Regions from separate parts of the Homo sapiens genome. Here region 2 is linked to region 1. The links are chromatin loops, found by intact Hi-C in ENCODE. Cell type or tissue: K562. All regions are shown on one strand. Each heading gives the region's core, and the rest is flanking DNA. Links, peaks and the distances in the headings are about the cores only. Region 1 has its middle 29 kb from the start of RPRD1A. Region 2 overlaps FHOD3 (formin homology 2 domain containing 3).

Evidence for each region. Hi-C counts contacts between places; a loop is a spot of excess contacts. Peaks named below come from ENCODE experiments on the same cell type or tissue, not always from the same donor. Only the 100,000 strongest peaks of a DNase experiment are listed, where the experiment ranks them.
Region 2: a loop joins it to region 1, with 6 times the contacts of the local background. A loop is called at or near these places in 9 of 110 quality-filtered maps.

Annotation. Positions count from the first base shown.
Region 1 is chr18:36,094,753-36,097,557 of GRCh38, reverse strand. No RefSeq gene overlaps it. Among named protein-coding and RNA genes, the nearest start is that of RPRD1A, 29 kb to the right of the region's middle. In K562, for the core only: a CTCF peak has its summit at 1,442 (motif pointing left); a DNase peak (open chromatin) is centred at 1,417.
Region 2 is chr18:36,410,340-36,413,144 of GRCh38, reverse strand. All of the region lies in intron 3 of FHOD3 (formin homology 2 domain containing 3), which reads right to left. Among named protein-coding and RNA genes, the nearest start is that of FHOD3, 110 kb to the right of the region's middle. In K562, for the core only: CTCF peaks have their summits at 178 (motif pointing right) and 1,262; a DNase peak (open chromatin) is centred at 1,264.

The DNA of each region.
Region 1 (2,805 bases), core at 56-2,555:
AGATATGTAGATATGTCACCAAAGAGAACACATGGCGGCACATGAAAAGAGTTCAATAGCATAAATCACTAAGGAAATGCAAATTAACACCATAATGAGCTGTCAGTATTCACCTCCTAAAATGGCTAAAATTAAAAATTCTGACAATATCAATATCCAGCAAGGATGTGGAGTAACTAAACTTTCATACATTGGTAGTGGGTATGCAAAATGGTACAGCCTCTATGGAAAACAATTTGGTAATTTCTTACAAAGGTAAATATACAACTACATTATGGGTACATTATGACCCAACAATCCCTCTCCTGTGTATTTGCCCTAGACTAATTAAAACTTAACATTTGCACAAAAACTTGTATAGCAGCTTTATTCACAATCACCAGAAACTGGAAACCACCCAAGTGTCTTTCAACAGTTGAATGGATAAATAATGCTGTGGTATATCTGTGTAGTGCAATACTACCCAGTAGTGAGAAGAATAAACTACTGACACAGGCAACAACCTCCATGAATACATGGTGATTTTGCTAAGTGAAAGAAGGCAGACTCAAAAGGTTACATATTACATGTTTCCATTTATATGGTACTCTGGAGAAGATAATATGATAGGAAGAAAAGATCAGTGGTTGCCCAGGGTTCATTTTGGGAAGGCTGTGACTGTAAAATACTAGCATAGGAGTTTGATTTTTGGGGGGCAGGGGTTGAGAGATGGTAATGGAATCATTCTGTATCCTGATTTTGGTGGTGGTTACACAAATCTATATGTAGTGAATCTCACAGAATTCTACTGCATAGGAAAAAAGTAACTTTTCCTAAGTTTTTTTCTAAAAAAGGATGAGGTGGATATTTCTCTTGATTGAACAATACAGTGTAAAATATTGAGTACACACCACACCTGGGTGTGGGTGTACTTACAGAAATTTTGGAAGGATACACAGTACAGTGGAAGACTTTTGTATTCTTTATACATTTCTTTACTTGAATCTTATTTTTTACCATCTTTTTTATTGTGGTAAAATATACAATAACATAAAATTTACCTTGTTAATCATTCTTAAGTGTACAATTTAGTGGCATTAAGTACACTAACATTGTTGTGCAGTCGTCACCACCATCCATATTCAGAATTTTTATGTCTTCTGAAAGTGAAACTGTGGATCCATTAAACAATAACTCCCCATTTCTTCTTTTCCCAGCCAAACACCATTCTACTTTGTCTTTCTGATTTTGACTACACATTTAAGTGGAACATACAATATGTGTCCTTTTGTAACTGGCTTATTTCACTTAATATAATCTTATCAAAGTTTTTTCATTTATGTTGAAGCATGTGTCAGAATATCACTTTTTTAAAGCTAAATACTATTCCATTGAATGCATATAACACATTTAGGATGTTATTTAAACCCATGCAGTAAGCCCAACTTAGTAGAACCAGTCTGCCACCTTGTGGAATTTTAACACAACTTCAAATTTTACAAATTGAGAAGATGACTAATTTAGAAATGATGCTACTAGTGTTCAATTACTAGCTATTTTTTTGGTGTAAATTTAAAGAACTAGTTTTATTTAACATAACTGTGCAAGAAGTATGTGAAGAGAAACTCAAATGCTGCTGATGGGCCAAAATATTTGAGTACATGTAAAGTTATTTCCTATTCTTGGATAGGAGGAATGGACTACAAACATGAATTAAGTGGTCATGGAGAAAGACGCAAATGGCTTTTTATCATATAAAAGCTTACATATTACAGGATTTCAATCTCACTCATACAAGAAAATGCAATTTAAAAATTGTCTACAAAAAATTGTAGACAAAACAAATTTATCTCCAAAAACGTTGTAGACAAAAAATTATCTACAACATGGATGAACCTTGAAAACATATGCTAAGTGGGAAAAGCCAGATACAAAAGAATAGATATCACAGTTGTCCTTTATTTATTTATTTATTTATTTATTTATTTATTTATTTATTTATTTTTGAGACGGAGTTTCGCTGTTTCGCTCTTGTTGCCCAGGCTGGAGCGCAATGGCATGATCTCGGCTCACTGCAACCTCCGCCTCCCGGGTTCAAGTGACTTTCCTGCCTCAGCCTCCTGAGTAGCCGGGATTACAGGCACTCACCACCACGCCCAGCTAATTTTTACTCCCACTTCATCTTAGCCGAAAACATTTGGCAAATGGGAAGAGATTATGAAGTAAGAAAAAATAGCATTTACTAAGGTCTACTATAGTCCTCTACATAATTCTACCCAATCCTCATAACAGCCTTACTATATAGGCCTTATTAGTTTCATATTGCAGATGACTAAAACGAAGTTTGGAGAGGTTAATTGGTTTGGTTAAAGTCCTAGAGCTAGTTGATGCCACAGAAGAAACTTAAACTCCTGTCTACGGTCTCCAAAGTTGAAAATTTGGGAGTTCAAGTTTGGCATCTTTACTTTTCCTTTTTTTTAAACAAGGTCTCACTCTGTTGTCCAGGCTAGCGTGCAGGTGGCACAATCATAGCTCACTACAACCTCAAACTCCTAGACTCAATTAATCCTCCCACATCAGCCTTCTGAGTAGCTGGGACTACAGGTGCACGCCACCATGCCGGTTTTATTTATTTATGTATATATTAGTAGAGATGAGACCTTGCTATGTTGCCCAAGCTGGGCCTTCCTGCCTTCCTTCCTTCTTTCCTTCCTTCCTTTCTTTGTTCTTTTATTGGGGACATCCTTTCTTAAAAGAGATTTTGCAGTCGGATGTCTGATGTCCTTTTTCTCCATTTCCTATGAGATGTGTGATTCCACTGTTAGA
Region 2 (2,805 bases), core at 155-2,654, 320 kb before region 1:
AAGGAACAGTCCACCTTTCTGACAAATTTCTGATGCCTTTTGCTGAAAACCAGGGTGCCTAAATGACACAACTGTGTTTCTGGGAAAGGTGCAGTTCTCTGCTCTGGCCCTGCCCATTGCCAGATCTTCAGTTGTGTCTTTTTGTTGAATGAAGTTTCACCATGTGCCCACCAGTGGGCAGTGGCCCTGTGAAGGCTCCAGGTAGGTGTCTAGGACACCAGTTCCAAAGCAACAATATGACCTCTGTGAGCTTCCATCCCCACCACTCCTTGCCCCAGAAACCCACTGCAACATGCTGCTAGGAAGATGAGAAAATTCTTGTTATCATTCATTCTTCATTATATATCGGCTTTTTGTACAATTTTCAACATTAGACTTCTATACCTAACATTTTTAACCTTAATTTTATTTAACAGCAAACATCCTTTAATTAAAACAAAAAAAGCCTGAAATGATTGTAGCAAAAAGTATTATGACTTTTATAAAATGGCTTTAAGAGCAAATTCTCTTTACCTTAAGTCTCTCTTTAAGGGAAGAAGAGGTTCATCTGGGCAACTCTTCTCCAGAATCATTTTTACTTTTACATGGGGAAAATCGCATAATATCTTTCCAAGACACATGGATAGCTTTCCCAGCTGTTCAAGAATAAATCTGATTTTAGTCCTTGTCACTTGTCAATCACCCTGATTTTAAATTATATGCATTGCAGCAACATTTTTATTTGTGTTTTAAAATTGGTATCACTTTTTCCCCTTAGAGTAAGCTATATTTCTATAAATTTTAGTTTAATTTAAAATACTGGAACTAAAGTAGTTTTAATTATCTTGGTAAGGAGCTTTTTCTCAAATTGTTCTCCAAGTGCAGATGTGAACATATATACAGAAGGGACTTGCATTCATACGGATCCCCTCATCACATTTGTTCTTGCTAAAGAAAGAGCAGTGAGTTTGAGCAGCTTTTCAATCCCCTGCAACCCATCCCCTAAAGCAATGACCCTGAGCAATATTAACTGCCCTCCAGCCCCGCCCCTTCCTGCCTGCGTGGGATGGGGGATTGTGGGAAACAGTTCTGGTTATAATTAGGCAAGCACTTTACACACACTTTACACAAAGGGCTCAAATCCTACTCACCACTCCAGTGGTTTGTTGCTCTGCAGATGGGCCACCAGGAAGAGTCTATTTTAGGAGCATCTGGTTGTAGGTGAGAGAAGAAAGGCCAAGGGAGGCGCCATTGCTTGGAGCAGCAGCTACCCAAAGAGAAAAAGCCAGTGGGCAGGTCAATCTCCCAAATGGCCACATGGTGGCCTTGTTTTAGGACTAGAGGCAGGAGAGTGCCAAGGCACTGGAATAAGTTAGGGGGCTTTCATTTTAAAAATAGGAATCAGAATCTTGGTTCTTCACCCTTTTTGAAAATTAATAACTACAGCATTCTCCTGGGCCACTCAGGCCAGGTGGTGGAGATAAACCCACAGGATCAGTTGCTCTATTTTGTACTGCAAACATTGTAAATGTGGTTACTCTATATTATACTGACAAAAATAAAAAGCAAATAAGGCAATTAACATAAAAAATAAATGAAGTAAAATAAGATGAAATGCAGCCACTAAAAAATAGGAACAAAAAGGTGTTTAGAGGCCAGATTTTATTGTCTTAAGAGCCAGAATTCAATGGTTAAATATCCTTTTATGAATGTTAGTTTCAAATATAGACAGATAAGAAATCAATTGATTCCTCATTCAGGATCACATAGTAACAAATGATACCCTTTGAGGAATTACATTATTTTGATAATTTTCTTCACAACGGATCCCAAAGAAATTTACAAAAGCACTTAAAAGTTTTAAAAGTGAAATTTAAAATGTATTTATTAACATCAAAAATATATGAGGATGGTCTTTTCAACAAATGGTGCTACAACAACTGGGTATCCATATGCAAAAAAAATTAAATTGGACCCCTACCTCACACTAAATACAAAATGGATCAGAGACCTAAATGTAAGAGCTAAAATGATAAAAGTCTTAGAGAAAAATTGAAGTAAATCTTCATGGCCTTGGATTAGGCAATTATTTCTTAGATATAAAACTAAAATTACAAGCAAAAAGAAGAAAAAACTGGGTAAATTAGATTGCATCAAAATTAAAAACTTTCTGTTTAAAAGAACATCATCAAGAACACAAAAAGGCAACCCACAGAATGGGAGAAAATATTTGCAAAGCGTATATCTGATAAGGGACTTGTATCCAGAATATATAAAGAACTCCTACAAAATTTAACAATTAAAAAAAAGCCAAATAACCCTATTTTTTAAGTGGCCAAGGATTTGAAGAACATTTCTCCAAAGGTGATATACAAATGCCCAATAGGCACATGAGAAGATGCTCAATGTCATTAGCCACATGGGAAATGCAAATCAAAATCATGCTGAGATGTAATTTCAAACTCACTAAAAACAGCTATAATCAACGAGACAGACAAAAACAAATTCTTACCACATTGGTAAGAATGTGGAAAAACTGGAAATCTCATACATTACCAGTGGGAATGTGAATGGGGCAGCTGCTTTGGAAAATCATGTGGCAGTTCCTTAAAACGCTAAATGTCGAGTTACTAACTGATCTAACCATCCCATTCTAGGTACATGCCTAGGCAATGTAAAAACACATGTTGACACAAAAACTTGTACATAAATGTTCATACCAGCATTATTCATAATAGAAACAACTCAAATGTCTATCTGCTGGTGAATAGACAAACAACATGTAGTGTATCCATACAATGGAATATTAGCCACAAAAAGGAATGG